Regions from separate parts of the Homo sapiens genome. Here all the other regions are linked to region 1. Evidence: chromatin loops called from intact Hi-C (ENCODE). Cell type or tissue: B cell. All regions are shown on one strand. Region 1 overlaps TRIM54 (tripartite motif containing 54). Region 2 overlaps KHK (ketohexokinase). Region 3 overlaps SLC30A3 (solute carrier family 30 member 3).

What was found. A loop is a pair of places that touch in the nucleus more often than their neighbours do. Peaks named below come from ENCODE experiments on the same cell type or tissue, not always from the same donor. Only the 100,000 strongest peaks of a DNase experiment are listed, where the experiment ranks them.
Region 2: it touches region 1 in a loop (15-fold over the local background); 47 of 110 quality-filtered maps call a loop at or near these places.
Region 3: a loop joins it to region 1, with 26 times the contacts of the local background. A loop is called at or near these places in 38 of 110 quality-filtered maps.

Annotation. Positions count from the first base shown.
Region 1 is chr2:27,299,610-27,307,609 of GRCh38, forward strand. It overlaps TRIM54 (tripartite motif containing 54), which reads left to right. Exons shown (of 9, transcript NM_187841.3): 4 at 5,350-5,445; 5 at 5,975-6,208; 6 at 6,471-6,493; 7 at 6,604-6,728; 8 at 6,847-6,933; 9 at 7,278-7,826. The coding sequence ends at 6,932. It overlaps UCN (urocortin), which reads right to left. Exons shown (of 2, transcript NM_003353.4): 2 at 7,791-8,000. The coding sequence ends at 7,912. Among named protein-coding and RNA genes, the nearest start is that of UCN, 4.8 kb to the right of the region's middle. RefSeq lists a silencer at 1,871-2,076. In B cell, CTCF peaks have their summits at 1,989 (motif pointing right), 2,192, 4,021 and 4,226; DNase peaks (open chromatin) are centred at 3,992 and 7,312; H3K4me3 peaks cover 1,166 bases; H3K27ac peaks cover 480 bases; H3K27me3 peaks cover 3,131 bases.
Region 2 is chr2:27,094,684-27,102,683 of GRCh38, forward strand. KHK (ketohexokinase) reads left to right here. Exons shown (of 8, transcript NM_006488.3): 3 at 117-251; 4 at 2,046-2,118; 5 at 2,820-2,966; 6 at 4,513-4,601; 7 at 4,737-4,894; 8 at 4,982-6,079. The coding sequence ends at 5,067. CGREF1 (cell growth regulator with EF-hand domain 1) reads right to left here. Exons shown (of 6, transcript NM_006569.6): 3 at 7,843-7,908; 4 at 7,677-7,747; 5 at 7,414-7,538; 6 at 5,911-7,205. The coding sequence ends at 6,591. Among named protein-coding and RNA genes, the nearest start is that of KHK, 12 kb to the left of the region's middle. RefSeq lists enhancers at 4,357-5,200, 6,806-7,306 and a silencer at 6,920-7,099. In B cell, CTCF peaks have their summits at 4,086 (motif pointing right) and 4,091 (motif pointing right); DNase peaks (open chromatin) are centred at 1,748 and 4,108; H3K4me3 peaks cover 513 bases.
Region 3 is chr2:27,246,392-27,254,391 of GRCh38, forward strand. It overlaps SLC30A3 (solute carrier family 30 member 3), which reads right to left. Exons shown (of 8, transcript NM_003459.5): 8 at 7,293-8,000. Among named protein-coding and RNA genes, the nearest start is that of SLC30A3, 13 kb to the right of the region's middle. RefSeq lists enhancers at 3,067-3,861, 3,862-4,655 and a silencer at 3,491-3,671. In B cell, CTCF peaks have their summits at 3,961 (motif pointing right) and 4,161 (motif pointing left); a DNase peak (open chromatin) is centred at 3,950; H3K27me3 peaks cover 2,215 bases.

The DNA of each region.
Region 1 (8,000 bases):
AAGTGATCCTCCCATCTTAGCCTCGCAGAACACTAAGATTATAGATGTGAGCCACCGCACTCAGCCCTATCTATCTATCTATCTATCTATCTATCTATCTATCTATCATATTTTGAGATGGAGTCTCGCTCTGTCGCCCAGGCTGGAGTGCAGTGGTGCAGTCTTGGCTCACAGCAACCTCAGCCTCCCGGGTTCAAGCTGTTCTTATGCCTCAGCCTTCCAAGTACCTGGGATTACAGGCATGTGCCACCACACCCAGCTTTTTTGTTTTTTGGTTTTTTTTTGACTCCTGGCCTCATGTGATCCGTCCACCTTGGCCTCCCAGAGTGCTGGAATTACAGGTGTGAGCCACTGCGCCCAGCTCCATTTATTTATTTTTTAAGAGATGTGGGGATCTCTGTCGCGCAGGCTGGAATGCACTGGTATGATTGTGATTCACTGCAGCAGCCTTGAACTCCTGGGCTCAAGTGATCCCTACCACCTCAATCTCCCAAGTAGCTGGAACTACAGGCATGTGCCACCATGACCAGCTAATTATTTTATTTTATTTATTTATTTATTTGTTTATTTATTTATTTTGAGATGGAGTTTTGCTCTTGTTGCCCAGGCTGGAGTGCAATGGCACGATCTCGGCTCACTGTAACCTCTGCCTCGCAGGTTCAAGCAATTCTCCTGCCTCAGCCTCCAGAGTAGCTGGGATTATAGGCGCCTACCACCATGTCCAGCTAATTTTTTGTATTTTTAGTAGAGACGGGGCTTCACCATGTTGGCCAGGCTGGTCTGGAACTCCTGACCTCAGGTGATCCACCCACCTTGGCCTCCCAAATGCTGGGATTACAGGCGTGAGCCCCTGCGCCCGAACCTAATTTTTTATTTTTACATAGAGACAGGGTCTCAGGCAGGGCACAGTGACTCACACTTGTAATCCTTTGGGAGGATACTACTAATAATAATATTTATTAGTAGTAGTAGTACTAATAATAATATTTATTAGTAGTAGTAGTACTAATAATACTTTAGAAGAGCGAGGCAGGGGGATTGTTTGAGTCCAGGAATTTGAGACCAGCCTGAGCTGTGTAACATAGTGAGACCCTTGTCTCTACAAAAAATTAGCTGGGCATGGTGGCATGCCTGTAGTCCCAGCTACTCGGGAGGCTGAGGTGGGAGGATCACTTGAGCCCGGGAGGTTGAGGCTGCAGTGAGCCATGATTGCACCACGGCACTCCAGCCTGGGTGATAGAGTGAGACCTTGTCTCAAAAACAAACATACAATATTAAAAAGAGACAAGATCTCACTGTGTTGCCCAGGCTTGTTTTGAATTCCTGGGCTCAAGCCATCCTCCTGCCTCTGTTAGAGGAAAGAGGTCTTGACACAGACCCCAAGACAGGGTTATTGGATCTCGCGCAAGAAAGAATTCAGGGCTAGTCCATAGAGTAAAGTGAAAGCAAGTTTATTAGGAAAGTAAAGGAATAAGACAATGGCCACTCCATAGACAGAGCAGCCCCTAGGGCTGCTGGTTGCCCTCTTTTTTTTTTTTTTTTTTTTTTAGATGGAGTTTCGCTCTTGTCGCCCAGGCTGGAATGCAATGGCGCGATCTCAGCTCACTACAACCTCCGCCTCCCAGATTCAAGCGATTCTCCTGCCACAGCCTCCCAAGTATCTGGGATTACAGGCATCCGCCACCATGACTGGCTAATTTTTGTATTTTTAATAGAGACAGGGTTTCACCATGTTGGCCAGGCTGGTCTCAAACTCCTGAACTCAGGTGATCCACTCTCCTTGGCCTCCCAAAGTGCTGGGATTATAGGTGTGAGCTACCGGGTCCAGCCTGGTTGCCCATTTTTGTGGTTATTTCTTGATGATATGCTAAACAAGAGGTAGATTATTCATGCCTTCCCTTTTTAGAACATATACGGTCACTTGCTGACATTGCCATGGCATTAGTAAACTGTCATGGAGCTAATGGGAGTGTAGCAGTGAGGACCACCAGAGGTCGCTCTCATTGGCGTCTTGGTTTTGGTGGGTTTTGGCCGGCTTCCTTACTGCAACCTGTTTTATCAGCAAGGTCTGTATGACCTGTATCTTGTGCCGACCTCCTATCTCATCCTATGACTTAGAATGCCTTAACCATCTGGGAATGCAGCCCAGTAGGTCTCAGCCTCATTTTACCCAGCCCCTATTCAAGATGGAGTTGCTCTGGTTCAAACGCCCCTGACACCTCAGCCTCCCAAAGCGTTACTCCACTTAGTTTTAAAGTCAAGCAGGCCGGGCGGTGGCTCACACCTGCAATCATAGCACTTTAAGAGGCCGAGGCGGGCGGATCACCTGCGATCAGGAGTTCGAGACCAGCCTGACCAATATAATGAAACCCTGTCTCTACTAAAAATACAAAAATTAGCCAGGTGTGGTGGCATGTGCCTGTAATCCCAGCTACTTGGGAGGCTGAGACAGGAGAATCGCTTGAACCCGGGAGGCGGAGGTTGCAGTGAGCTGAGATTGCGCTATTGCATTCCAGCCTGGGCAACAAGAGCAAAACTCCATCCAAAAATAAATAAATAGGCCAGGCGCGGTGGCTCACGCCTGTAATCCCAGTACTTTGGGAGGCCAAAGTGGGTGGATCACGAGGTCAGGAGATCGGGACCATCCTGGCTAACACGGTGAAACCCCATTTCTACTAAAAATACAAAAAACTTAGCCGGGCGTGGTGGCAGGCGCCTGTAGTCCCAGCTACTCGGGAGGCTGAGGCAGAATTGTTTACCTGGGAGGCAGAGCTTGCAGTGAGCCAAGATCGGGCCGCTGCACTCCAGCCTGGGCGACAGAGCGAGACTCCGTCTAAAAATAATAATAATAATAATACCTAAAATAAAATAAGTAAATAAAAATAAAATCAAGCAGATTAAGCCAGGCGTGGTGGCTCATGCCTGTAATCCCAGCACTTTGGGAGGCCAAGGTGAACGGATCACTTAAGGTCAGGAGTTCCAAACCAGCCTGGCCAACATGGTGAAACCCTTTCTCTACTAAAAATACAAAATTAGCTGGGCATGGTGGCAGTCGCCTGTAATCCCAGCTACTCGGGAGGCTGAGGCAGGAGAATCACTTGAACTCCAGAGGCGGAGGTTACAGTGAGCTGAGATTGCGCCATTGCACTCCAGCCTGGGCAAAAAGAGTGAAACTCTGTCTCGAAAATAAAATAAAAGTCAAGCAGATTGGAGTCAAAGTCCTAGCTCTGTGCTTGACTTGGTGTGTCACCTAGGTATGTTACTGGACCTTTGTGGCCCTCACTTTCCTCATGTGTAAAATTAGGGTGAAAATGCCTACTTGTGAAAGTAGCTATAAGGATAAAATTCGATAATGGATGAAAGCAGAGACTTCAGTATGGTGGGTGAGATACTTGCAGGGTCCTCTCTATCACACAACTAGATTCTGTGTAAAACAGAATTTTCAAATTATATTGCTTGGTACATAGAAGCAAAGGAAATCAGTGGGGGTGGGGAGGGGCGAAGAGAAAAGGCGGAGCTGAAAGCAGAACCCTGAGTGGCAAGCACAGAAAAGGCAGCATTTCGCAGAGGACCAGTGCTGGCAATGTCACTGAGCTAGAGAGACCAGACTATTCCTCCAAACCCCTAAAAGGAGGGGTACCTGCAGCTAAGATTCCAGAGACCCGGCTGGGCGCAGTGGCTCACGCCTGTAATCTCAACACTTTGGGAGGCCGAGGCGGGCGGATCACTAGGTCAGGAGTTTGAGACCTGGCCAACATGGTGAAATCCCGTCTCTACTAAAGATACAAAAAATTAGCCGGGCGTGGTTGCAGGCCCTGTAATCCCAGCTACTCGGGAAGCTGAGGCAGGAGAATCGCTTGAACCCAGGAGGCGGAGGTTGCAGTGAGCTGAGATCACGTCATTGCACTCCAGCCTGGGCAACAGGGAGAGACTCCGTCTAAAAAAAAAAAAAAGTTTCCGGAGACCGTAGGTTAAACTAGGATCCTAGGAGCTAAAGCAGTAAATTGCGCCACCTGGCTTTCAACAGAGGCAAATGCAAATACTGCCTAGAGGAAAATATGCACAATTTAGGCCCGTAGGTATTCCCTAGATTAATTAATATCAATAAAATATTAGATCACAATTGAAGGTGCACAGAGAAACGTAATCCATGAGTGAAGTCAGCAGAAACAAAAAATACAGATTTAGGACCCCCCACAAAAGCAACTGAGATATTGGAATTATTAAATAATTGGAAGTCACTATAAATCAAATGCTTTTTAAAAAAAGATGAAAAATTTTAAAAACCAAACAATAATAGAATATCAAAAACCAACCATGTAGCTGGGTGTGGTGGCTCACGCCGGTAATCCCGACACTTTGGGAGGCTGAGGTGGGAGGATCACTTGAGTCCAGGAGTTGGAGACCAACCTGGGGAAATGTTGAAACCCCGTCTACAAAAAAATATAAAAAATTAGCCGGACGTGGTGTCATGCGCCTGTAGTCCCAGCTACCTGGGAGGCTGAGGTGGGAGGATCACCTGAGCCTGGAAGGTCGAGGCTGCAGTGAACTGAGATCGAGCCACTGCACTCCAGCCTTGGTGACAGAGTGAGACCTTGTCTCAAATATATATATATAGATAGATAGATAGATAGATAGATATAGATATACAGATATATATATATATATAGATAGATAGATATAAAACATTCAACAGATGGCTGGGCATGGTGGCTGGAACCTGTAAACCCAGTGACTAGGGAGGCTGAGGCAGGAGGACAAGGCCTGGTGTTCGAGACCAGCCTGGGTGACAGAGCAAGACTCCGTCTCAAAAAAAATTTAAAAAAAAATCAACGAATGAATTGAATGATAGATTTGTCTGAAAACAGAACTAGTGACCAGTATGAGAGGACTGAAAGAAAAACAGAACGTGCAGTTCTGGGAGATGATGAGAAGGCTGAGAGTGAGAAGGTCTAACAGGTCTAATCAGATTCCCAGAATGAGAGGATAAAGAGAATAGAGAAGAGGCAATATTATGCCAATGGATAATCTTGAAGACTTTCTCAGAATCGATGCAAGAAATGAATCTACAGATAAAGTATCTAGCCCAGTGTCTGGTATCTGGTGGATGTTTGGAGACTGTCTGTTCCTTCCCCACTTAGTGGTGGAGGGCTTCTCTCCACCTCCTTCCAGAATCACTAGAATGTGCTTCCGTACCTCTTGATGGTTCAAGCCTTCTAGATTGCTGTAGATGCCCTTATGGGGGGTGAGGTGGAAGGGCCAGCCCTCTCCTAGGCAACCCTGGCTGGGGTGAGGGGTGTAGCTCTAGGCCAGGTCCCAGCTCTGAGTGCTGACCTGTGTGTGTATCAGAGTGAGCTCAGCGATGGCATCGCGATGCTGGTGGCAGGCAATGACCGCGTGCAAGCAGTGATCACACAGATGGAGGAGGTGTGCCAGACTATCGAGGTGAGCCTGGGCTGGAGGGAGGGAGGAACAGCAACTGGCTAGCCTGCGGACCCCGGGCTCCCAAGAGAACTGCTCCTCTCTGACCTCTCGCCAAACTGGTCTGAAAGTTTCTGGGGTCCTGGGAGTGGTGGGAGGTGCTTTTGCCAGGCTGCTGGGTGTGCATTCCAGCTTTGCCGCAAAACTTTAATCCAGTTATTTAACTTCTCTGTGCTTTGGTTTTGTTTAACCTCATAAAACAGTGATGATGATAATGATACACCAGCTACCTCATGGGTTCTTTTTGAGAATTAAATGGAATAATGCAAATAAAAACCAGGGCTAGGGATATAGACAGCAATCAGTGAAGCTACTTTAAAGCATTGTGTTTTTATTATGGAAAAGATCTGGGCTGGGTTCTGGCTCAGCCACTAACTCACAGTGTCACTACGGATGGGTCACTTTCTGTGTTGGTTCTCTGTGAGTACCCTGTGCTTTCCCAGCCACCGGGTCTCAGCCACGCCTTCCCTCATCCTTGCTCCCCATCTTTTAGGACAATAGCCGGAGGCAGAAGCAGTTGTTAAACCAGAGGTTTGAGAGCCTGTGCGCAGTGCTGGAGGAGCGCAAGGGTGAGCTGCTGCAGGCGCTGGCCCGGGAGCAAGAGGAGAAGCTGCAGCGCGTCCGCGGCCTCATCCGTCAGTATGGCGACCACCTGGAGGCCTCCTCTAAGCTGGTGGAGTCTGCCATCCAGTCCATGGAAGAGCCACAAATGGCGCTGTATCTCCAGGTGGGCTCTAGGGGAGGGTGGCAGCGCTGCACAGTGGCTGGAGTCAGGGCCTTGGTACCTGGAGTCCCGGGTTCAAGTCTTGTCTCTTGCACCTGCTTGCCCCTACGACCTTGGGCAAGTCACCCCCTCTGAGTTCGTTTTCTGCTTAACGAATTGGGACGTGCCTTCCCACCTACCCCGCAGGACTGTGGTGAGATTCAGAAATGGGACTTTGCCCAGGTTGGCCCAGTGCTTACTCTCACCCTCCTTTTCTTCCCTGCAGCAGGCCAAGGAGCTGATCAATAAGTGAGTAGGCATAGCGGGAAGGGAAAGGAGGGGGCTGCACTGCTCCACTGGCTGGGGTGGGGCTTGAGAGTGCTGGGGCATTGCCAGCTGAGTCCGTGTGGCCACTGCAGGGTCGGGGCCATGTCGAAGGTGGAGCTGGCAGGGCGGCCGGAGCCAGGCTATGAGAGCATGGAGCAATTCACCGTAAGGGTGGAGCACGTGGCCGAAATGCTGCGGACCATCGACTTCCAGCCAGGTGAAGGAGGTGGCCGAGGGCCGCTGAGACGGGTTCGGACCCTCTGTGTGGGGGGTGCGGCGGGCACGATGGCCGTAAAGGCAGGGACTCCACCTCACCAGGCCTTCCTTGGGCTCAGGCGCTTCCGGGGAGGAAGAGGAGGTGGCCCCAGACGGAGAGGAGGGCAGCGCGGGGCCGGAGGAAGAGCGGCCGGATGGGCCTTAAGGTGAGAGCCGCCCGATGGGCCTTAAGGTGAGAGCGGCCTGAGGGGCTTGGGGTGGGGCCTGGCTGGTGTGCTCGCGTCCCCTCCCCCAGTGATTGCCCTCCCTGCGGGTAGCGTGGAGCCCCCACTCCTCGGTGCAACCCAACCCCGGAGCCACAAAGGCGCGCCCCCTAGGGCGGAAAAGTACACTTTCCTCCTCACCCGCTGTTCCTCTGGGGTGCTGGGAGGGCAGGCAAGGCAGGCTGAGTAGAGGAGAAACCCACGTGGCGGGGGACGGAGTGAGCGGGGCTCGAGCTGCCTCGTGCCTTCGCAGCACCCGCCCACCGAGCCTTCTTTCCCGGGCACAGGCCTGCGCCGACCCGACCCTGCTCGAGAGCCCGCGCTAGAGTCGGGGAGGATCTGCGCAGAGACCGCAGCATCACCCAAATCGGCGCCGGCCCCGGGAGGATCTCAATAAAGAACTCGAGCGTCCCAGACCCGTATCTCCTTTCGCTGCCCAACCCCGCAGCCTGGGCTTCGAAGGCGACCCGCCCACCATCCTGCCCTTCCCAGAACCTGAGACCGTCTGGGGGGCGGAAGCCAAATGAACCCCTATTGGGCACCTCTGTGATGCCAGGAGCGAACTGGTGAGCCCAGCGCCCTGGGAAGAGGGCCGAGGGCGGGGCGGTGGTGCCGGGACCTCTGAGGTCCTGGGGATTTGGGGACCCTTGGGGTCCACATGCACCTGGCTGACCTGGCTGAAAGCCGCTGTCTCGGAGCCCCCCACAGCATTTTGTTCCCCTCCCGCTGGCCCGGGGGCCCCACCTTCCCACGGGTTCCCACGCTGCTGTGACTGCCCTGCCTCTACGACAAAAGCCAACGGGTCTTCAGTACTTTTATTAAAAAATAGTCACGCAGACAGTGCCCTGGTGGCTCTGCCCCGCATCCCAACTCTGGGGTGGGGGAAAGGGGTCAACGTTTTCGCAGCCCCAAACCGGGCCATCACTTGCCCACCGAGTCGAATATGATGCGGTTCTGCTCGGCGCGCTCCCGCTGGCTCTGCGTCCGCGCCAGCTCCAGCAGGGTCCGCA
Region 2 (8,000 bases), 200 kb before region 1:
TCTTAGAGGCTCGTGTGCTCCAGCACCCTCTCCCCACTCCTTTTGGAGGTCCAGACCACTTCCAGGCTCTAATCTGTGTCTCCTTGCCCTTTTCCTGGCCCGGCCTCCACCCTAAGCTTCCTGGTGGCCGACTTCAGGCGGCGGGGCGTGGACGTGTCTCAGGTGGCCTGGCAGAGCAAGGGGGACACCCCCAGCTCCTGCTGCATCATCAACAACTCCAATGGCAACCGTACCATTGTGCTCCATGACACGTAAGGCCCCCGGGCCTCGCCCTGCTACAACCCACCAATCAGTTGGCTCAATCAGTTCCCTCACTCGCCACCATGGGCATCCCAACTGCCCCCCTCTGTGGCTTCTGTGTACCAGAAGTTGCTCCCCTGCCAAAATGTCCAGTGATTTCCTAATTGCTTTCAATTAGGGGAAAAGTGAGGTGGGAAGGGATGGGCTTTGCTGTGCCTGGTGACTTGGCCTTGGTCAACACCAAAGAAGGGCAGGCAGGCCTATATAAACTGTAATTTATTAAGTGATTCCTCCATAATTATTAAATCGTTAATCAGCAGCTTGGCTGTGGGTGCGGGGAAACTGTTCTCAGGACAGAAGGGTGGGAGATGGGATTCAACCCTTCTTAAGAAGGGCTGTGGGGGGGTGCCCACTGGGATTTCCAAAGTCAGCCCCAGAGTTGCCAGCCTGCAGCATGGCACCAAGGAGCTGGGGTTTGGGTGTGTAAAAGAGATCAGCCCCCCAAAGTTTCCAGCATGATGAAGCCAGGCCACACACCATTCACAGCCATTGCTGAAGGAGGGGAAAGGAAACATGGGGTCAGCAGATCAGGGTCATCTAACATGGTGCTGACCTGGGGGAAGGGGCTATCCCTCCCTTCAGGGTCCCAGGCCACTCAAGAGAGGCCCCATGGGCCTAGACACTTCTTATCCCTTGCAGACTCCCTCCTGCAGGATTTTAGAGGTTTAGTGTACTAAGAACCTAGTACGTGCCAGGTACTGTTATGGCTGAGAGGGCCCAAGCCCAGCAGCCCTCAGGTTCAGGCTGTTCCTACGGCCCAGCCTGACTGCCGGACCTGGAGGAGGGGCAGCCATCCCTGGGCTTCATATGTGCAGTGAGTGTGAGTAGGCAGGCATATGTGCTACAGGTGACCTTCGCATTGGGCAATCCTAGTCAAATGCTTGTTAAGCAACAATCCGTAGTAACCCTGATCAAGGACACAACATAGCTATTTACAGGAGAGGAGCTCTGAGGAGAAATGTTTCTTGCCCACTGGCCTCAGTCCAGGCACATTCACACACATTACCTGCAACTGCAGCAGGCTGCAAGGGGGCTGGGGGTTTCAGCCCCATTTATCAATGTGGAAGTTGCCTCCCAAAGGCCCGGGCAGATCACACAGCTATAGTTAAGTGGAAGGACTCGGCTACAGAACGTGGAGCGGGGACTTTGGCTGAGTTGAGGTCTCTGGCTCAGGAGGGTCAAGGCAGACCTCTATCGGGAGTCCCCTTTCCTAAACCGGCCAAACACAAACTCTTCCTCAAGTGCTACCTTGACCTCAGGGTTGCAACGGGGAGCTATTAAACGCAGGACAGGGGTGCCATAGGTAAACCCCAACGCTGGGGCGCCAGAAGTGAGGGGGACCAGACAGCCCAGGCAGGGGGTCGCGGGCTTTATACTTTCCCAGGGCTCTGCCTGTGGGAGCCGTGTGCTGCTGCAAGGGATTCTGGGAAGTGTAGGCTTGGCGCTCTCAGTGCATTCTGGGAGATGCAGTCTCCAAGGCACACAGACCTTGCCAGTTGACATGTGTTGCAGTTCAGTTTACCGAGATAATTTAATCACAACCTCAAACTCAGGAAAGGGCACCCCAGCAGACTGTAACAGGGACAACCCTGGAGCTGAGCCTGAGAATCCTGTGCTGTGGATCCAGCTTCCTGTCATGCTGCCAGCAGTGCAGGCACAGGGTCCACAGCTGCCAGTTAGAGATCCTGGCTCTGCCTGACCCCATCATGCTCCTTCTTCTCTGTCTTTTCCATCCTGTGACCTAGGAGCCTGCCAGATGTGTCTGCTACAGACTTTGAGAAGGTTGATCTGACCCAGTTCAAGTGGATCCACATTGAGGTAAGCCCTGCCTTACCTGTGTTTCAAGGGGCTCAACCTGCCAGCCTCCTCCACATGTTCTGCCTCCTTGGTTTCTTTGAATCATGAAGTACCTTAGAGATAAATGAACCCAACCCCCTCATTCTCTCTCCATCTTTCCTTATGTCTTCAGGTGAGAAAACTAAGGCCCAGAAAGATTAGATGACTTACTCAAGGTCACACAGCAGAACGTAAGCACAGCTGGCTCCAGGCAAAGTCCTGTGCTTTCTGTGCTACGGGCTGCCCCATTGCCTCCAACTCTGCCTCTGGCGGATGTCTGACTGCTTAGGGCCTGACCCATTACCTCTGGGGAAGCAGGAAGGACAGGGCCTGACTCAGCTCCCAAATAAAGGGAACTAGAGCCTTTACTCCAAGAGAGGTTTTGGAGTCTGGGTGGAAGGAAATCCTGAGAAGTCCTGAGTTCTAGCTCCATCATTTAACCTATGGTAGGTCTTTCACAGTATCTTTTATTCTTTAGTCTTCTCATCTGTGGAATGGAGTAGCTGGTTGATAAGGTCTTCAAAGTCCACGACAGCTCTGAATGTTGTAATTTAGGATGGGGTTCTAGCCCAGCCTCCCCGAGGCCCTCTCCCTCCTCACCCAGAGTTTCAGCGGGGCAGGAAGAATGAGGCAGATTGGCCAGGCAGTGCCCAGCGGTCCTGAGCTGCCCTGTCCTGTACCAGGGCCGGAACGCATCGGAGCAGGTGAAGATGCTGCAGCGGATAGACGCACACAACACCAGGCAGCCTCCAGAGCAGAAGATCCGGGTGTCCGTGGAGGTGGAGAAGCCACGAGAGGAGCTCTTCCAGCTGTTTGGCTACGGAGACGTGGTGGGTGCCCCATTCAGCCTCTCTTTGCCACTTCCAGCTAATTTGGTTCTTAAAGGGAGCCAGAATCCTTTTATCCTGCCTACCACAATTGGAATAGTGGTTCCTGGTTTGGTGGTGTTTGAAGATGGGGGATGGGGGTTAAAGCAAAGAAGTAGACCCCTAGCCTTGGGCTCCAGTGCAGGCCTCAGCAGTGAGCAAGGAGTAGAATGTCTCCACCCCAGGTGGGTGCATAGGTGTAAGAATGCCCAGAGGGCTTGGGTAGGGCTTAAACAGCCACAGGGCAAGCCTGTGTGGAAGCATCTCCTCTCTGGGGCTCCCCAGTCTTTTCCTCTGCAGAATGAGGGCACACAACTGTTCTCTGAGGTTTCTTCCAACTCAGGGGTGTCTGGCAGGTTGTGGGGGCTGCTAGGGTGAGGGAAGGGTGGGAAGGAGACTTGCATGAGTCTCTTTTTGAAAAGGCTGGATGTAAATGGAATTTGGGAAGTAATCCCAGCATCATAGCAGAAGTTGGTTGGAGACCATCCAGCCAAGGTCCTCAACCTTGTGACTTGTCCTCAACCTTGGCTGCATATTAAAAAAGATGAATGCAGGCCAAGTGTAGTGGCTCACACTTGTAATCCCAGAGCTTTGGGAAGCTGAGGTAGGAGGATTGCTTGATGCCAGGAGTCCAAGACCAGCCTGGACAACATAGCAAGACCCCTGTCTCTATGAAAATAAATTAGGCCAAGAGCAGTGACTCATACCTGTAATCCCAGCACCTTGGGAGGCCAATGCAGGAGGATCACTTCAGCCAGTCATTCAAGATTGCAAGACCCTGTCTCTATACAAAAAAAAAAAAAAAAAATTCCTGGCATGGTGGTGTGCACCCATAGTCCCAGCTACTCAGGAGGCTGAGGCAGGAGGATTGCAGTGCCTGAGCCCCACCATCTTGTTTTTGATTGGCAGGGGTAGAGCCAAGGCTTCGGTGTTTTGTTTTTTGTTTTTACCAAAACTTTCTCTGGAGATTCTAAAGTGTAGGTAGTGTTGAGGGAGCCTCTTTGTTTTCCAGATGAAGAAACCATACCTAGAGGACATAGTTGTGGGAAAAACCAGCAAAACTGCTCCAGGGAGCCAGCATGGCGGTGGTAGATTCCACCCCAAGGTGGCGCTCAAGGCTTTCTGTGGGTTTTCAATCCATTGATCAGAGAACAAACGGACCAGGCCTTTTGTTTTACAATTTACAAGGCTGTATTCTATTATATATAAGCATCGATAAAAATATGCTTCTGGCCAGGTGCAGTGACTCACACCTGTAATCCCAGAAATTTTGGGAGGCTGAGGCAGGAAGATCATATGGGGCCAGGAGTTCAAGACCAGCCTCAGGGAGACCATCTTCACAAAAAATAAAGAAAAAAGAAAACCACGTTCCCGTGGGACAGTGAGATGCTACGTTGGGGATCTATGTGGACATGTTGGGGGAGTCGTGTTGTAATGGGGGCAACGCTAGGCTGCTGTTGGTGAATGACGAGTTAGAAGTGACCACCAGCTTCTCTTCCACTGCCCACAGGTGTTTGTCAGCAAAGATGTGGCCAAGCACTTGGGGTTCCAGTCAGCAGAGGAAGCCTTGAGGGGCTTGTATGGTCGTGTGAGGAAAGGGTGAGCCGGGGAAGCCAGGAAGGGGCTTTAGAAGGTACAGGATGAGCCTGGACTCCAGGAGTCCGCCCTGGAGCTGGGAGGATGGCTGGGGGGACGGGGTGGGCTAACACCCAGCTGAGTGGAGCCGTCTTGCAGGGCTGTGCTTGTCTGTGCCTGGGCTGAGGAGGGCGCCGACGCCCTGGGCCCTGATGGCAAATTGCTCCACTCGGATGCTTTCCCGCCACCCCGCGTGGTGGATACACTGGGAGCTGGAGACACCTTCAATGCCTCCGTCATCTTCAGCCTCTCCCAGGGTGAGTATGGCAGCAGGAGGGGAAAAGGACTGGGACCTGTCCCTGCCCCAAACACCTGGCTGACCTAGCTACTTGCCCCTCCTCCAGGGAGGAGCGTGCAGGAAGCACTGAGATTCGGGTGCCAGGTGGCCGGCAAGAAGTGTGGCCTGCAGGGCTTTGATGGCATCGTGTGAGAGCAGGTGCCGGCTCCTCACACACCATGGAGACTACCATTGCGGCTGCATCGCCTTCTCCCCTCCATCCAGCCTGGCGTCCAGGTTGCCCTGTTCAGGGGACAGATGCAAGCTGTGGGGAGGACTCTGCCTGTGTCCTGTGTTCCCCACAGGGAGAGGCTCTGGGGGGATGGCTGGGGGATGCAGAGCCTCAGAGCAAATAAATCTTCCTCAGAGCCAGCTTCTCCTCTCAATGTCTGAACTGCTCTGGCTGGGCATTCCTGAGGCTCTGACTCTTCGATCCTCCCTCTTTGTGTCCATTCCCCAAATTAACCTCTCCGCCCAGGCCCAGAGGAGGGGCTGCCTGGGCTAGAGCAGCGAGAAGTGCCCTGGGCTTGCCACCAGCTCTGCCCTGGCTGGGGAGGACACTCGGTGCCCCACACCCAGTGAACCTGCCAAAGAAACCGTGAGAGCTCTTCGGGGCCCTGCGTTGTGCAGACTCTATTCCCACAGCTCAGAAGCTGGGAGTCCACACCGCTGAGCTGAACTGACAGGCCAGTGGGGGGCAGGGGTGCGCCTCCTCTGCCCTGCCCACCAGCCTGTGATTTGATGGGGTCTTCATTGTCCAGAAATACCTCCTCCCGCTGACTGCCCCAGAGCCTGAAAGTCTCACCCTTGGAGCCCACCTTGGAATTAAGGGCGTGCCTCAGCCACAAATGTGACCCAGGATACAGAGTGTTGCTGTCCTCAGGGAGGTCCGATCTGGAACACATATTGGAATTGGGGCCAACTCCAATATAGGGTGGGTAAGGCCTTATAATGTAAAGAGCATATAATGTAAAGGGCTTTAGAGTGAGACAGACCTGGATTAAAATCTGCCATTTAATTAGCTGCATATCACCTTAGGGTACAGCACTTAACGCAATCTGCCTCAATTTCTTCATCTGTCAAATGGAACCAATTCTGCTTGGCTACAGAATTATTGTGAGGATAAAATCATATATAAAATGCCCAGCATGATGCCTGATGTGTACAAGGCTCTCAAAAAGTTCTAGTGATGATTAATATTACTGGGGATGGGGTCACCTGCCCTGAGCTGCAGGAGAGCATGGGGTGTCTGAACACCAGGTGAGGGGGAACCGGTGAGGGTTTGGGGCCCAGGGATAGACTGAGCTTTCCTCACTGGGTCCTCTGCAGCCGGCCATGGCTAGCACCATGCGCTCTGCTGCCGGAGCACCGTGAGGCCCAGAAACACTGGGCAGGCGGCATCCCTGTCCTTTCGGTCCCCAACCCCGTTCCTCTGAGAGGGTCTGGGCAGGCTGGACGGGTAGAGAGGTGGCCGGGGGGATGAATTCATTCAGTTCTTTATTGGTAATCTGCCCCTTAACTTAGGGTCTCCCTGAGCTGCACAGAAAGACCTGATACCTACTGGGACCAGGCAGGGGGCACAGAGATGGTCCTTGTCCCAGCGTACATTTCCCCTGCCCACTTCAGGGCTTATGTTCTGGCACTGAGACTTCGTGGGGTACCTGTATCTTCAAGATCTAGATCTCATCATTCTCCACTTGAACAATGTGCACCTCAAAGTCATTTTGGGTGTTCTTAGACTCCAGTGTTTCCCCTGGAAGTTCCTTGGCCTCCTCTCCATTCTCCCTGGCCTCTGCCTGGCCCCCAGCTTCCCCTCTGGGCCCGGGGGCATCTCCTTCAGCCTCTGCCTGGCCCCCAGCTTCCCCTCTGGGCCCGGGGGCATCTCCTTCAGCCTCTGCCTGGCCCCCAGCTTCCCCTCTGGGCCCAGGGGCATCTCCTTTAGCCTCTGCCTGGCCCTCAGCTTCCCCTCTGGGCCCTGGAACATCTCCATCAGCCTCTGCCTGGCCCCCAGGCTCCTGGACAGGATCCAAAGACTCCCTTCTGGCCTCTACCTGGCCCTTTGCTTCTTCTCTGGGACCAGGGGCTTCCTGTGTTTCTTGTCTTAATGGGCTTTTAGCTAATAGGGACTGCCTTCCAACAGCTTGTGGCTCCTGAGGAGATGGAGCAAGGGGCTCTCCGGGCTCCACGTGCCTGAGGGCTACTCCCGGGAAGTTGATGAGCTCAGCAGGGGTCATGAGCCCATCCCCATTCAGGTCCTGGGTCTCGAGCACTTTGTCCACTATCAAGATCACCTGTGGAAGCAGAGTCACTGTGGGGTCTCCAGGGACAGAGATGTTCCCAGGAGTTCTGACCCTCCCTAACACACCCTTGCATCCCTGCCGTGCAAGCTCTGAGCCCTCCTTTTACAGAGGACTCACCAAAAGAGTTATGATGAGAAAGACCAAAGCCCCAAAGTGCTGGGTCTCCTTTATGCGGGGATCTCCATCCAGCAGAGCTTACCGGGTTGGTGGTAGGAGAGTTGGCAGCTCCAGGGGCCAGAGCAGCTGTCAACATGGACAGCAGCTCCAGGCCATCCAGCTGTCCACTCTGGTCATAGTCATGGAGGGCAAAGAGGTAGAGGAGAACTAAAGAGAAGAGAAGCTGGATTAGAAGAGGTGCCGGGGGAGGTGGAGAAGGCAGGAGTCAATGGGGCAGCCGAGGTCAGTCCCAGATCTGGCTGCCCAGAGCCTCCCGTCCCTGGCCCCATCAGCCCAGCCCCTCACCCTGCTCCCGGCTCAGATGCTCCAGTTGCACTTCTGTCCTTCCTAGTCCCTTTAGGTAGCTCTGCAGAAGTCTGTCAGAAAAGTGGAGAATCAGCCCGGGAGAGGTGAGTCTGCAGCCCTGGGCCTGGTCTTCTCCCTGAAAGCACCCCCGGCCCACCCTACTCACCCGAGCTGCTCCTGGCCTGGCTGGAAGGGGTTGGGCAGGAGCTGATGCTGCACTTCAGAGTCTGGCCTGGAGGAGGAAGGGGAGGACCAGCCTTGCAGAGAGCCTCCCTCAGGGCCCAGCCTGCCAACCTTCTGCCTCCAATCTCCTGGCAGTTTTCT
Region 3 (8,000 bases), 53 kb before region 1:
CTGAGAAACAACTTCATATCTGCCATGTAATTGTCATGAAGCATAAAAAGTTAGTTTGCTTCCTGAGGTACTTAAGAGGTTTGATCTATTTCTTCTATAAGAAACATTTATATGCCAAGCACTGTTCTAAGCGCTTTACAGATACATCCCTTTGACACTTGGATGAATCCTTTGACTATCCCCCACCTTGAAAGAAGTGTGGCTAACGTTGGGTTGCTATTACAGCCATTTTCTCCCACCTCTTCACTGTCCACCCTAGTGAAGGAGACATCCCCCTCAACATAGGTAGTCCACCGGGAGCTTTGTCAGCTGCACTCTAGTCCTGGCCCTTACAACTAACTACCTGCAACCATGGCAAGTCAGTATGCCTGTGGGCTTTTATTTTTTATACTAAAATTTTGTTTTTGAGACAGGGTCTCATTCTGTCACCCAGGCTGGAGTGCAGTGGCACGATCTCAGCTCACTGCAGCCTTGACCTCATGGGCTCAAGTGATCCTCCCACTTAAGCCTCCCAAGGAGGTGGGACCACCATGGCCATACCACCATGCCCGGCTAATTTTTTGTGTTTTTTTTGTAGAGATGGGGTTTTGCCATGTCGTCCAGGCTGGTCTCAAACTCCTGGAGTCAAGTTATCCTCCCCACTCAGCCTCCAGAATAGCTGGGACCACAGGCACATGCCACCACACCTGGCTAATTTTTGTTCTTGTTTTGTTTTATAGAGATGGGGATTCGCCATGTTGCCCAGGCTGGCCTATTACTTTTTTTTTTTTTTTTTTTTTTTTTGAGACGGAGTCTTGCTCTGTTGCCCAGGCTGGAGTGCAGTGGCGCGATCTTGGCTCACCGCAAGCTCCGCCTCCCGGGTTCACGCCATTCTCCTGCCTCAGCCTCTCCGAGTAGCTGGGACTACAGGCACCTGCCACCACGCCCGGCTAATTTTTTGTATTTTTAGTAGAGATGGGGTTTCACCGTGGTCTCGATCTCCTGACCTCGTGATCCGCCCGCCTCAGCCTCCCAAAGTGCTGGGATTACAAGCATGAGCCACCGCGCCCGGCCAGGCTGGTCTATTCCTGGGCTCAAGTGATCCTCCTGCATCAGCCTCCTAAAGTGCTGGGATTACAGCCATGAGCCACCATGCCCAACCCACCTATAGGCTTTAAAAGGGTAGTTGGCAATTCCCAGTGTAAAATTGCAAAGTGTCTGTAGTTCTGCAGTAATATCCCCTGGGACAATGAGGGGGCATTGGCTGGTGGAGGTGAGGAGCAGAGAATGAGGGCCAGGATGGGATGAGTGCTTAATGGAAGACTCGTCTGGCAACAGTGCCTAGAAGAGAGAAAGGAGCCATTTCACCATCAGGACGCCAATTAGGAAGTTGTTGCAGTAAATACAGATCATGGGTGAAGAGGTTCTAGATTCAGAGATAGGAATAGATGTTATAACACTGAGGAGAGAGGAGAGTGAAGAATGACTGCACAGTGTGGGACCTCAAGACTGGAAGAAAGAAGACTGATGAAGGTAGACCAGATAGCCAGTTTGGGGTAGGGGAGGGCTGATTCCATTTGGGCATGATACCTAGCTGCCGTGGGCCATCTATATGGAGATGTCATGGAGGTAATGGAGCTGGGGAGTTGGAGCAAGCACAATAGAGACAGGTGGCATTTATATGTGACAACACAAGTGCCATGAGAGCAGGGACTTTACTCACTGATGTATCCCAAACACCAGAACAGGGTTGAGCACATAGTAGGTGCTCAGTAAATGTGTTGACCGAAGCATCAACATAAAGGTAATTGAAGCTTTTAAAATATGCATATTTGTTCACCAAGAGAATAGCGGCAAGCCTCAATTTCAGCAAGGGCCGCAGGAGAACTCAGGAGAAAGCCCTCAAGAGGCCCAGAATTCCAAGTGTGTGAGGGACGGGAGACGTATTGGCAGATTCAAATCCTGTAGCAGGCCAAAGAGAAGGAAATTTGAGGCAAGGACCTTGTCACAATAGTTGTTAGGCTGATGCTTTGTGGTGGTAACCAGGTTTCACGAGGTTACTGAGGGACTGGTTTAGAAGCTGAGGTCATTTACCAAGTGGCAAGGAAAAAAATGGGTGTTGAGATTGGGAGCTCAAAGGCTTTAGAGAAGGTCAGGGAAGCTGTGATGAATCCGCAGGAGATTAATAGAGTCACAAGCAGGACTCAAGGGGAAGCTAAACACTGAATTTGTGGTGGGGCTGGGGGAAGCCATGTCCAGGGCAGGGGCGTAGAAGGGCTTGCACTCCCTGGAGGACCCAAGAAATAGAAATGAGCTGGCCGGGCGCGGTGGCTCACGCCTGTAATCCCAGCACTTTGGGAGGCCGAGACGGGCGGATCACGAGGTCAGGAGATCGAGACCATCCTGGCTAACACAGTGAAACCCCATCTCTACTAAAAATGCAAAAAAAATTAGCCGGGTGTGGTGGCAGGCACCTGTAGTCCCAGCTACTCGGGAGGCTGAGGCAGGAGAATGGTGTGAATCCGGGAGGCGGAGCTTGCAGTGAGCCAAGATCACGCCACTGCACGCCAGCCTGGGCGACAGAGCGAGACTCCATCTCAAAAAAAAAAAAAAAAGAAAAGAAATAGAAGTGACTGCCTGCTTGAGAGCACCTGAATTGCTACCATCAAATGCTACCATCAGATACAGATTTATACCTCGGGAATCAGCATGTATGAAACCTGCTTGTTGGCCCATTGGTAGGAGCTGGGGATTAGAAGATATTTTATGGACTTTGCATTGGCCTGACATTTATCTGTTCACCATCCTTCCACCCATTCCTTCCATCACCAGCAGTCATACTGAGCATGTACTTGGTGTCTGGCTGTGAGCTAAGTGCTGGGGGAGCATGCCTTCCTTCAAGGAGTGTGCCGTCAGTAGGCCACTCACCGTTTTACTGTGTCTCCCAGCAGTCCTGTGTGACCACGTCCTGGTCCAGCAGGATGGGGGAAAGCAGGGAGGCCATGCTTGGGCAGACTCCGTGGTCAGGAAAAAGCAAGTTTGTTGTTGTAGGGTCTGAACCCTGCTTATTTTGGTAAGCTTTCTTATCTTTTTAATATTCTGGGTTCAGTTCCCTTCTATTTCTCCCCAGGCTTTTGGCTACAGTCCTTTAAAAATTTATAGCCATCGTTGTTGAGCCAAAGCAAACAAAAGAATGGAATCGGAGGTTAAGGCTGTTTGGGTCGTGTCCTCTGAGTGAGCTTCTCCAGGTCTGGGCTTCTTCCTGTCCCCAGGATGCTGTAGCCAGAGAGCAGATGAGGGGGTCTGGGGTACCACACGGGGAATGGCAAGAGCAGAGAAAGGCTAGGACCAGGGCTGAAGGAGGGAGGCACAGGCTCTGGCAACCCGGGCCTTCCTGCCTACCCACTCTCCCCACGTTCTTTCTCTTGCCAGTTAAGGAAACGGGGCCTGCTTTGTGTATGGGATTGCTGGTGATCACAGCTGCATCTGGGGGTGTGGTGGTATACACGTGGAGTCCCAGCTGCTCAGGAAGCCGAGGCAGGAGGATTGCTTGAGCCCAGGAGTTTGAGGCTAGCCTGGGCAGCATAGCAAGACCCCATCTCAAAAAAGGAAAAAGCCCCCACACAGCTGCATCTGGGGCCTCAGGCTTTGCCCTGTTGGGGCCTGGGAACTGCCCCTCCAAGCACCCCTTGGAAGGTACTGACCAGGTACTGACGAGGTGTCCCTGGGACTTAAGCCAGGGACAGGGAGGCCCTGGGAACTGCCAGAGTTGGGGGAAGGGAGGTTGGAGAGTTAAGAAAGAGTACTCCAACTATAAAAGGAACACCCTGACTACAGTTCTCCACAGTGAGGGTCTCTGCCTGGCGGAGGGGAAAAGGGTCTTCCCGTCCTGACCCCAGTCCTGAGACTCCCTGCAAAGACTTCCGGCTGCCTCTGCCGCTGCGGTGGCGTATGCCCCAGTTGGGGGCGCTGCTCCCCAGCCAGCCGGGCTCTAGGAAGCGGGAGGGCCAAATGCCTCCTTTAAGCCGGCTGCACCGGGGCCCTGACCGGGCGGGAGGGCTGCTGGAGGGTGGTGCTTATCACCCGGGCTTCCTCTTGACCCTGCCGGCTGGGCCCTGGGCCTTGGCCTTCGCCTCTTAAACGTGGTGCAGGACTCACCCTGGGCCACCCCCAGGTGGGCAGCCTTGGGAGAAGGGCAGGACCTGCCCATGTGCCCATGCTCCTCCGCCCAGTCACTGCAGCACGAAGCCTCTCAGGTCCGCACCCTGCATTCTGGCCCTTTGATCTCCAGTTTCTCCTTTGAATAGCCCTGCAGCTCTCAGCAGGGAAACCCGGCCTGCCTCTCTCTCCCTCCACTCTCCATTTCACCCCTTTCCTGGCTGTCCCTCTTCTCTGGTTCCTCTCTGACCCGAAAGCCCACCCCTCCCCTAGTTAATCAGCTGTGTAAAGAGCTGGGGCTGGGCTGAGGGATGGGCCCTCCCCCACCTGCGTTGCTCTCCCCTGCCTTCCCCTCACCCCTCCCAGGCCCAGTCCCTTCCCCTCGACTCTCCCTCCTCCATCTATCATCAAGGAAGGGCACCCAGGGGAAAGGGACTTCTGGATAAGCGAGTGGAGAAGGAGGATAGGAGGATAATGGGGGAGTGCAGGCAGCTCTGCAGATAAGGATTTCCTGGGCTCCCGGGGATGGTGGCCCAGTGTGAAGGTGGGAGAATGCTCCAGAGACCTGTCTCCTCATCCTCCCGATGCCCGAAGGTGAGTGGAAAGGCAGGATGGCATAGAGAGAGGGCTGGGGACGTCCAGGGGCCAGAACTCAGAACCGAGTGGAACCAGCTGCACGACCATGGGCAGGTGAGCCTGCTTCTCCATCTGTCAGGTGCACAGGATACTGTCCGCACCACAGTGCCTTGCACAAAATAAGCTCAATGATTGCTGCTTCCTGTCCCTGCTGTCAGGGTGCCGGGCCACTCTCTTCTCCTGAAATCTCTCCCCTGCATCCTGGGTTCAACCCAAAAGCTAACTCTTATATACACCTTCTATATACCAGGCACATTCACACCCATGATATCACGTAATCACTATTTTATAATTGAGAAAGCTGAGACGCAGAGAGGTTAACTGTGACTAGAATAATAGTAAAGGCAGAGCAGAACCAGAGGGTCTGACCCCAGAGCCCCAGGACGGGAGTGCCAGCGGCAGCAGGCTGCTGGAAGGGCTGAGGAAAGATTTGCTGAGAAACTCAACTAGGCAAGAGCTTCAAAGGGGCCTGGAGTGGGAATGAGAGCCTGGGCATGTGCTGGCTGACCCTGGGGAAGTCTTTTTCCCTCCCTGAGTCTCCTCCTTCTATGGGCAGAAGATGGACTGGATGCTTGGTGAAGGCATTCACCTGCCCTGAGCATTCCCCTGCAAAGGGACCCAGCATCGCACAGATAGGACAGGCTGTGGCTTAAAGCATTTCATAGGGTGAAAATCGAGTCCTCCTGTTCCCCACCCTCCTTCCCTCTCCTCGATTTCCTCACTCTTCCCCACCCCCATCCTGTCACCTGGGGCCTATAATCAATGAGACGTAAAATGAGAAAGTATCAGGAACCAGCAAAGCATGGCGAGCAGCTGGGGCGGCCTTGCCGCCGGGCGTGATGGACTGCCAGCCCTTCGCTTCGCCAGCCTCCCACACCCTGACGTGGGCAGTGGCGTCTCACCCAGCCTGGGCTAAGGCTCCCAGCTGGACATCAGGGAGGGGGCTACCTCTGATGAGTCCAAAAGCCTCACCTTTAAAAAGGAATGAAATCTATGGTCTTGACATGGAAAGATGAGTCTAGGCTGCATGGTTGAGTCATAAACACAGGTAACACGATCTCACCTATAAGATGACCCCATTTTTGTTATTATGTAGAAATACTGACCCCATACTAGGATTAGCAGTTTTCTCGGAAAGTAAGATTACAGGGGAAACATTCACTTTCTACTTTATATACTTTTCCTTTGTTGTACCCTTAAAACAAGTATATATTGCTTTTATAGTAAAAATAATCTGATAATAAAGATATTTCTATTATGAGGAAGGCTCACAGAAATATGCATGGGCTATTGAAAATGCTCAACGTCCTTGCTTTGGGCTGGGATTTTATCAACATGGTGGGAAGGCCTGAAGCACTAGATCTAAAATCAAAGCACAGAGTCTAATTTTTTTTTTTTTTTTTAAGACAGAGTCTCCCTCTGTCGCCCAGGCTGGAGTGCAGTGGCGCAATCTCAGCTCACTGCAACCTCTGCCTTCCGGGTTCAAGCGATTCTCCCTGCCTCAACCTCCCGAGTAGCCAGGATTACAGGTGCCCACCACCATGCCCAGCTAATTTTTTTTTTTTTGAGACAGAGTTTCACTCTTGTTGCCCAGGCTGGAGTGCACTGATGCAATCTCGGCTCACCGCAACCTCTGCCTCCTGGGTTCAAGCAATTCTTCCGCCTCAGCCTCCTGAGTAGCTGGGATTACAGGCATGCGCCACCACACTGGCTAATTCTTGTATTTTTAGTAGAGACGGGGTTTCTCCATGTTGGTCAGGCTGGTCTCGAACTCCTGACCTCAGGTGATCCACCCACCTCGGCCTCCTGAAGTGCTGGGATTACAGGCATGAACCACTGTGCCCGGCCAAATTTTTGTATTTTTTAGTAGAGACAGGGTTTGACCATGTTTGAGACACAGTCTCACTGTGTTGCCCAGACTGGAGTGCAGTGGCACAATCATGGCTCACTGCAGCCTCGACAACCTGGGCTCAAGTGATTCTCCCCACTTAGCCTCTCAAGTAACTGGGACTACAGGTACACACTACCATGCCCAGCTAATTTTTGTATTTCTTGTACAGACAGGGTTTCACCATGTTGCCCAGGCTGATCTTGAACTCCTGGGGTCAAGTGATCTGCCTGCCTCAGCCTCCCAAAGTGCTGGAATTACAGGCGTGAGCCATCTTGCCTAGCTGATTTTTCTTTTTTTTTCTTTTTTTTTTTTTTTGATGGAGTCTTGCTCTGTCGCTCAGGCTGGAGTGCAGTTGCATGATCATAGTTCATTGCAGCCTCAACCTCCTGGGCTCAAGTGATCCTCCCACCTCAGCCTCCTGAGTAGCTGGAACCACAGACATACACCACCACACGTAGCTAATTTATTTTTATTTTTAATTTTTTTTGTAGAGACAGGGTGTCACTATGTTGACCAGGCTGGTCTTGAACTCCTGGCCTCAAGCGATCCTCCTGCCTCAGCCTCTCAAAGTGCTGGGATGACAGACATGAGCCACCAAACCCAGTGAGTTTGATTTTTTTTTTTTTTTGAGACAAGGTCTTGCTCTGTTGCCCAGGCTGAAGTGCAGTGGCATGATCATGGCTGACTGCTGCCTTGACCTCCTGGGCTCAGGCAATCCTCCTGCCTCAGCCTCCTGAATAGCTGGGACTACAGGTATGCACCACCACACCCAGCTAATTTTTAAATTATTTGTAGAGACAGGGGTTTCCCTAGGTTGCCCAGGCTGGTCTTGAACTCCTGGGCTCAAACAATCCTCCTGCCTCAGCCTCCAAAGGGCTGAGATTACAGGCACAGGCCACTATGTCCAGCTTGAGTTTGATTTTTTTTAAAGAGAAAATCAACAATCCCTTAATGAGCCTGATTTTAAGACTTAATGTGTCAAAATATGCAGTTCTTAAGACAAAGGGGGAATAGGTGTAAAAGAGGTCCTTGGTGTTCACAGCCTAAACCTGGACTCAGGGTTGGCTGCTATCAGGGTTGAGGGGTCCCTACCGCTGGACACCTTAGATGGCCTGAGAACCAAGCCCACATCAGTGCTATGGTCTAGCCATTCTCCCTCAAAGGGACCCAGCCTCCCTCCAGCCAGCCTGAGGCCCACTGGCATGCAGGGACCTCTGAGAACGACTGACTCCCAGGGATTCCTTGGCTCCTTACCTTCCAGCATTCTCCTGCAACCAAGCCCAGGGCACATGGGACTGTCCCTGAGCCAAGGACCCAGGCATGCTGTGAGCCAGGG